Regions from separate parts of the Homo sapiens genome. Here region 1 is linked to region 2. Evidence: read pairs that join two places in POLR2A ChIA-PET (ENCODE). Cell type or tissue: PC-3. All regions are shown on one strand. Each heading gives the region's core, and the rest is flanking DNA. Links, peaks and the distances in the headings are about the cores only.

The links. Peaks named below come from ENCODE experiments on the same cell type or tissue, not always from the same donor. Only the 100,000 strongest peaks of a DNase experiment are listed, where the experiment ranks them.
Region 1: POLR2A ChIA-PET joins it to region 2 with 8 read pairs; 2 of 35 experiments call an interaction of 5 or more read pairs at or near these places.

What each region holds. Positions count from the first base shown.
Region 1 is chr11:95,510,390-95,514,772 of GRCh38, reverse strand. It overlaps LOC105369440 (a long non-coding RNA gene), which reads left to right. Exons shown (of 3, transcript XR_001748336.2): 3 at 1-577. Among named protein-coding and RNA genes, the nearest start is that of FAM76B, 280 kb to the left of the region's middle. In PC-3, for the core only: no CTCF peak of the experiment used is centred there; a DNase peak (open chromatin) is centred at 1,932; H3K27me3 peaks cover 909 bases.
Region 2 is chr11:95,731,191-95,735,573 of GRCh38, reverse strand. No RefSeq gene overlaps it. Among named protein-coding and RNA genes, the nearest start is that of FAM76B, 56 kb to the left of the region's middle. In PC-3, for the core only: no CTCF peak of the experiment used is centred there; no DNase peak of the experiment used is centred there; H3K27me3 peaks cover 2,651 bases.

The sequences.
Region 1 (4,383 bases), core at 306-4,305, 220 kb after region 2:
CTTTGAAGGGCCACTCCAGATGTCTAGGTCCAACTAAATTTGTCTACAAATTTCTATGGTTATTTATAGCTTCTTTTTTATAGCTTTAGGATCTTCAGTAAGGCTGAGACTTAAGGGAGCTGTTTCAGATCCAGGAGAAATCATAGAAATGTGTACGTGTTCCTACTAGTCTAATCCTATCCCCAAGGCCAAATAGGGTGGTGCAGTATGTGTGGCTTATTTTTCATAGCTCCAGGAAGGACAAGTGAAGATTCAGGATGAAACAGAACTAAGTCTGGCTAGGCTAGTGACAAACACTTAAATTACCTAAGTCATAGATTAACCAGTAAAAAATGATTTCTGCTCCCAGCTCATACCTACTGGGACCAGATGATAATGATGGTGATGACGATAATAATGATGATGATGTCAATATTTTTTGAGTATTTGCTATGTACCAAAAGTCTTTTGCACTACTCAAAAGACCTGACATACATTGTTTTATTAAATTCTCACAATAATCCTATATGGTAGCCTTTGCTATTCCTGTTGTAAAGATGAAGAAACAGAGGTTCAGTAAATTCAATTAACTTGTTCAAGGTGGTACAGCTAGTAGATAAGCCTGGAATGTGAATCCAAAAGGGTCTGACTTGACCATTGTCCTACAGTGCCTCTCTATTAGTAACTCAAATCAGACATCCTAGTTGAAGTGTAAAGTAAGGCTGGGGATAGAACTCTCAATAAAATGGTGACTTTACTGAGGGTGACTCTCAATAAAATGATGCATTACATAAGGGAATAGCCAGCATTTCTCCATTTCATGAAAGTTCCTTCTCACAGTGGAGCAAGGATTCTCTTCTCTCTTCCATCTTTTGCCTGTCATCAAAACTGGCTGTCAAGTAAGAATTTAATATACTCATTCAAAGTAGGCAAACTGTAATAAAAATGGTGAACTGGCTCATGACAAGATTTGGAATCTCCACAGGGAGCAAAATCTTGAGTCCAACAAATTAATCCACAGCAGCAGATTTTCAGATTTGCAGAGTTAAGTGAGTAAAAGAGACATGTTTTCAACTTGGAATATGGGGAGTAAGTGGGGATGTGGCTTTTTTCCTTCTCGAATCAACTCAGTAGGTGAACTCTTCATGCAACTGAAAAGTGCATTGTGAGTTGAAAACCTCTAAAATATATCAGTATACCCATTCTGAGCTTCCTGCAGACTGACTTAAAAAATTGCTCAACTTCTTTGCTAAGAATGCAAAGAATAATTTGGATATGCCTGAGTACTGTCCTGCCCCACAACCTCTTCAAAACAGCCTTTGAAATCTATTAGCATCAAAAAATGCCCTTCGGGGTACTAGGCCTGTTTATCTTGAAAAGTTCCTCTCAGACATCCTGGCAGGGGATGGGAAAATGGTTCAGCCACTCACAGTTCTTATGCCCTTCGAATTCTAGTATTTGTATTTGTCTGAGTCGATTCTCTTCTGGATGTCTTCCCTAACTAGGCTTAAAGACCCTTTCTCACAAACCTGCTATCTTTTTTTTTTTCCTTCTTCTAGTTTTTATAATGATTTGTTTGGTTTTAGGTCATCAGCCAGAGAAGGGATAAATGCCCTGTAAATTAAATATGCAGAGAAAGCTTTCTTTCCTCATCTCCTCAATGTCAAGAAAAATCTTCAATCTTAAAAAAAAAAGAAAGAAAGAAAAGAAAAGAGTTGCTATTTCTGTGGGATCAAAGAAAAATAATTATGATTTCGTAATGCCTTAAACAAAACTTTGGGTCCTATGTATTTGTTCAGAAATTAAAACTCAAAGATCATTGATTGCACAATGCCACTGTTTTGTAAATAGCTTTAATCCACTTTACAATTCTCCCAGTTCTAAATTTGTGCTCCTATCTTCCAAGGCCCATCATTTTCATGAGTCACCAGTCGTGAGCAGTGCAAGTTTTTCTGAGATCCAGCCAAACAACGCCTGGGCTCCTCAGTGTTTACACAGACAGCCCTGGCTAGTCTAGTAATCATTGTCTTGTTTCCTTATAGGAAAAGCTAGAAACGTACAGGGTAAACAGGGCAGCAACTAATATATACTGAGAATCTACTATGTGCTAAGCACACTGCTGTGCACTTTAAAATTCAATCTTTGTCACAGTCCTACCTGGTAAATATTATTTCTCACTTTTTTCACATGAAGAAACCAAGATTTAGAGAGATGAGGTAATTCACCTAAAGAAACAAAAGCTAAGGGTAAGGTTGAGGTCACTATTCCTATGCTTCGCTCATCCTAACCCATCACACTGCTTCCCTACACTGCGGAGCCTCAGCCAAAGATGGCTTTGGGAATAAATGAATCATTTGAAAGGTCTCTGCCTGGCCATGATCCTCATATTTCTGCAAGACCTAACCAGCTAATGATGCCCAGAGCATGTGTCAACTAAGCCCTGGCTCGGGATAACGTTTCTGGGCTTAGTTACAGTATGGAGTTCATTCTTGATTCATGAGCTGATGCTAAGCACTGTGTCCTCCAGGCTGGAGTTACCTCTGGAACCACAAGATCATTGCTCCTTCTTTCATCACTTGGACTCAGTGGTTACTAACTCCTTCTAAATGAAGCAATTAATTGAAGTCTATTAAAAGAAATTTCTAAAACCAGTGATTTCAAAATCCATTTACTGCACAAAATTTGGAGAGAGCATTTCCTTCCATTGCCTAACTGGAGCTCAAGTGGTAGAGACAAAATAATAGTAATATTAATAATAATCATAAAGAAGAAGAAAGAAATTACAATAACCAAAACCCATTGAGTGAGCTATTTTCTTTAGTCTACAACTTACAATAACCAAAAAGGAATCAGCAGCCCCAACATTCAAATCCCTAGAAGAGCGCCCTGTAAGAATCTATACAAAGCGCATGTGAGATCTTCAGCTGCTACTAGGAGTGGGGGTGAGATGATATAAAATGCTTCAATTTAAAAGACAATCGAGTTATTTCAGCCAGCACTCATACTTCGCAGGTGACAAGGGAGAGGAGCAAGAACTGATAACAGTTTAGTTCTTTCTGTGATCTAGGTATTATGCTGGGCAAGTTCATACATTTATGTTATCGTTAAATTCTCATAAAAATCATCAAAGGCAGCTATTATGATCTGCATTTTAGAGGACATGGATGATCACGAAATTTTTTTTTAAGTAACCTATTCCAGGATGAGTCCAATCACTTCAAGCTTTGTTGATATCATACATTTCTGAGTAAAAGAACCTTCCAGTCATTAACCTCATCTAGGTGTACAAGAGAAATAACTGGAGATCTATGTGATTCACATTCTGGATTGCTGAATATTCCTATGTGTCTATTGCCTCTTTTTTTCAGAGACCCTATTAAAAGGATATATTTTCAAAAAGCAAAACAGCCTCACACAACAAAATGAATAGGAGAGCGCCATGGGGGATTTTAATAAATGTGTAGAATTCAGAAGGTGGAAGGAATAATGTCAAGTGATGAAGGAGAGGGGAGAAAGACACCACCTTGAAAAGTGGGAACTTCAAGCTTGAATGTGAGCAGGTTACTGCAGCACAGGAAGTAGCTGACCTGCCTGGTAAAATCAAGAAGGGCTCTGGATTCAAAAAGGAGGTGGGAGAAAGGTAAGCTGAAGTCAAAGATGTATATATAGAAAGAGTTGGCCCTAGCCACACCTTTCTCTCACCTCTACATGCTATATAAATCCAGGTCCTTGCCCATAAGCAAAATAACTGGAGAGTTCTCTAATGGAATAGAATATACTGCTTGGGGAAGAACTAGGGTAGCCAATGTGGGTGTTAGTGACCCAGCATAAGGCCCTCCTCATTCATTCCCTGGGGCTCCCCATCATCAAGACAGGTCCTATAGCACTCAGCTTGGAGAAAACCTACCAGTGGACACACCTACAGGCATACACAGAGCTCCTGGGCAGTATGCTTATTGCTCATTTTGATGTCTGGAGAGACAACCAAAAATCACCAGACACTTGAGGAAAACCTACAATAAGAAAGAGAAATGCCAAGATAAGCACACCAGCTATTCCCTAGAGGAAAAAGAGAACTTGGGGAATAGAAGAGAACTTACAGAACATAATTAATTTAGTGTACTCAGAAGTACTGAAGAATCTGTGGCATGGATAAAACAAGAAGAGAATGTTTTATTTTTTAAAAAGTATAATTGAAGAACAAAAAGGATTGTTTTAGAAATTAAAAATACCCTGACAACATTGAATATTCAGAGTAGATGGAGTACAAAGCTGAGTTGAGGAAAGCTTCTAGAAAATAGAACAACGGGGAGTTAGGAAGAAAATATAAACAAAAAAATAAGAGGCATTAAAGATCAATCCTAGGAGATCTGACATGTTATTAACTACAATTTTAGAGATAAC
Region 2 (4,383 bases), core at 261-4,260:
AAGTTGTTTGTCCAAAGATACACAGCCAGAAAAGTACTCCCGGTGGTACTAAGACTCATGTCTTAGAACCAAAACCCTGGGCACTCTCTACTGCCCATGAAGTTATCATAGCGCTTATGCAACAATGATCTAATTGTTAGTCTTGTCACAACATTGTGCCTAGTAAATTATAGACTTAAGAAGTAGACGAACACTTGAATTTAGGAGCACAATCTTTTTTTAGACTAAATTTTCTTTTTGTTAAAATAACTTTATGATGTCAAATAGAAGAAAAAGAAACTTTACCTCCCAATTATATTTACAGGTTTCATGTCTTTAAAAATACACAAATCATCAAGATTAGTATCAAGATAAGATCTGAACTATTACTGTTAGTGTTTTTTTTTTTTTTCTATGCTGCAACTGAAATAGCCAGAAATAACATGGAAACTTCTAACCTCCTTTCTCCACTTCACTACCACTAATCTCTGTGCCATAGGAGGGTGAGAGAATAGGATTGTGGTGGGATGGAATTAAACAAGACTCCCTTTTTCAAGCTTTGCTTGAATATTTATTTTAATAATGTTTACCATTAAGTAAATTAATCTTCTTTCTTTTTTCTTTCTTCTTTCTTTCTTTCTTTCTTTCTTTCTTTCTTTCTTTCTTTCTTTCTTTCTTTCCTTTCTCTCCTACCTTCCTTCCTCCCTTCCTGCCTTCTTCCCTCCCTTCCTCCCTTCTTCCCTTCCTCCCTCTTTCTTTCTTTCTCTTTCTCTCTTTTCCTTCCTTCCTTCCTTCCTTTCTACCTTCCTTCCTTCCCTCCTTCTTTCCTTCCTTCCTTTCTCTCTCTCTCTCTCTTTCTTTCTCTCTCTGAACCTAATAGAGCATAAGCCATTAACCTTTCCTTATGCTAATACATGTATTTTGAAATGTTCTGAAATAGCACCATACAGAGAATCATCTACTCTGATAGAAATTTTTGAACGTTTTTCAAATTCTGCTCTGTGTGTTTATTCTAGTTTGCCACAGTGCTGATTGCTGCCTCAGATCTATTCCTTGCTGTTCCCCTGCTTGAAGGGCTGATACCTGTAGGCTGTTTCCCAGGCTTATGTGTCAGTGGGCTTCAGACTGTGTGTGGCCAGTGGGAAGACCTGCAGCAGACTGAGCGGTGACAGAAATGAAGGTACCAGGGAATTTCTCTTTAATTATATATTTTTGGTGTTATCTCTGGCTAGGTTGTATATTTTCCATGGCACTAGCTCCTGTCTGACAGGCCTGCCTTGAAACTGGCTTCTGCTGAGTAACCCTGACACCTGGACTCTAGTAACTTTGCTGTCTCCCTTTATCTAGGCAGCCCAGGGAGAGGAGTGGTTCCCTGGTGTTGCTAAGGGTTTCCTCTCACCGTTTCATTTGGCTTCTCGGCTCCTTTATCATCTGTGGAACCAACTTCCTGTATTATGTATCCTCCGTTGTAAATACTTAAAGTAAATTGCATTTTCCTGGCTATACCCTGACCAAAACAGGCACTGATATAATCACTTTAAGACTGCTGAGACAAGCAGCACTGTTAAACTGTAATAAACATTGACTTACTTGATGAGAGAATTGGCTTAAACTCTGAATGAGTTCACATTTACTTTAGTGGACCAGTAGGAAAATGTATGGGCAGTGATTTTAACATGAATTCACTGTTATCTTTAAGGCAGAGCTATCGTGACTCCTTTTTTTTTTTTTTATTAATAAACTTATCTTTTTTTTAGAGTAGTTTCAAGGTCACAGCAAAACTGAGTGGAAAGAATAGTGAGTTCTCAAATAGCTCCTGCCCCCACACATGCCCATTACTTCTTTCTGATTTTCTCAAAGGAAGAAGACTTAATAAGTAAATAGCAATCCCAGTTTTGCCGTTCTATTAGTGAGGGCTTGTATTAGAGGGCAAAAGAAATGTAGCTTTCTAGAATTTTCTGCCAGATTATGTAGTAAATAATAGCTACTTCTATGTAGTAAATGCTTTGAAAAAAAAAAAAACAAAACCACAAGCCATGAATCTATTCAGCTGGAGGAATTCTGGAAACAGAGCATATGAACACCTTCAGGGTCTGAGGAAATGGAGGAGGGGTGGGGTTTGGGTTTGAGTGCTGCTTATGGGACACGGAAAGAAGCTTGAAACTCCCTTCATAATTGGGTGGTGTGTGTTTCGAGGAGGAGCAAGGGGAGACCAGATAGGCATATCTAGACACACTAAAGCAGAAGCCAAGCAGATTAACTTCTGATGGAAGAGATATTTTAGTAACTCCATGTCAAAATACAGAGGCTTTTTACATAAGAGAACACCTTGCATGTGCTAAAGAGGCACAGGTTGGAAAGCCCACAGATAGCACACTTGGGACAAGAGTGAGTGCTGAAATTCACTAGGAACAATTGGACACTAACTCTGGAGCTTTGGAGACCTGAGAAGTTCCACAGAGCAGCTATGACCTGGCATTCTGAGAGACACCCCAGACATTCATTGCCTCTTGGCCCCTCCCTCCCTCCCTCCTTCCCTCCTTCCCTCCTTCCCTCCCTCCCTCCCTTCCTTCCTTCCTTTCTTCCTTTTTTCCTTCTTTCCTTCCATTTAGCAATTATTTATGACTTTCTACTTAAGTGTCAGGCACTGTTCTAGGCAATGTTGACTTATTAATGCACAGCAGAGATTTTTTAAAAAAAGCTTTTTCCTTCATTCTGGTGGGAGAAAAAAATCAATAAATAATAATTCATTATTATATAGCATGCCAAAGGGTGAAAAGTGCTATGAGAAAATCTGGAAATAGTGAGAGTGCTAGGGTTGAGGTGGAGGATGGAGTTGGATTACATAGGGTAGAGCTCATTGAGAAGGTGACTTTTGGCAAAGACAAGAAAGCCAAGGAGTTATCCATGAGATACCTAGAGGAAGAACATTCCAGGTAAGGGGAACAGCAAATGCAAAGAGCAGAAGGCACAGTTTCTTTATAAAGTTAAACATGCATTTAGCCCGTGCCCAATAATCTCAATCCTTGGTATTTACCCAAGAGAAATAAAAACGTATGTCTACACGAAAACTTGTACACTATGTTCATAGCATCTTTGTTCATATTAGCCCCATGGGTAAATGAACTGTAATATATTCATACCATGGAATACTAGTCATTAATTGAAAGAAAAGAAAAACTATGAATACATACTATGACATGAACGAATCTCAAAAAGATTATGTTAAGTAAGAAAAAGCTAGACATAAAATAATATATACTATTTGATTACATTTGTATTAAGTCTAAAAACAGGCAAAGAGAATCTAGGGTAACAGAAATTAAAATTGTAGTTATGTATAAGGATGAATTGGAATTGACTGGAAAAGAACCTGAGGTGACAGAATATTGTTCTCTATCTTGAAATGGATGGTGGTTACATGGGCCTATAGAACTGTCAAAACTACAAACTTAGCACTTAAGATTTGCCCATTTTATGTGAATTATAGCTGAATTAAAAACAAACAAACAAACAAACATATGACTGTAGTGTTTGCTGAGGAAATCAGGGTACTTGATTGTACTTGATGTGGAGTGAGCAAGGAGGGATGTAGCATATGATGCAGCAAAAGATATAATAGGGAATGAAGTACATCATGTAAGGCATATGGGCTATCATAAGGCATAAATTGGTCTGACATGTGTTTTAATAAGATCACTCCGGTTGCTGTGTTGAGAAAGACTGTGAGCAGATCCATTGGAAGACCATTGGGATAATCTGGGCTAGAGCTAGTGATGTTTGACATGAGGGTGGCAGCAGTAGAGATGGCAGGAAGAGGATACAAGTCTGAATAGAATTGATGAAATTTGTAGAAAGATTGAACATGGGGATAAGAGAGGAAGAGAGGAAAAAAAAGTGACTTTAAATTTTGGTCTGATCAACGAGAAAGATGGAATTGCCATTAGCTGAGAGGGGAAGATGGCAGGTGGAGAAGGCTTTGTGGACATAGTAAGTTTGAGAAGCCTACTGGGCATGCAAGTAAGGTGGTGATTAGGCAGTTGGGTATTGGGAGATTTAGTATACAGATGTTATTAAAGGCCACCAGATTGGGTGAGATCAACAAGGAATTGAGTGTAAATAGAAAACAAGAAGAGTTCCAAAGATATTTGGATATTAGCCACACTGAAGGGATTGCAGGCCTGCCCATGTTAAGCAGGAAAGGAGAGGACACCAATAGGAAAGAGATGGAAACCTCAGCATGGGCAGGTACAGGAGAGGAGATGTAGGCTCTTCTGCCTTTCCTTCCTTTCTGCCTCAAGTTTACAGGAGGATAGAAAGCAGGATGGAGAGAGGTAAAGAGGAGAGAAGACACAACCCTGTTTTCTCTCTTCGCTCTCCTCTCAAGTTTTGAGAGTCATGAGT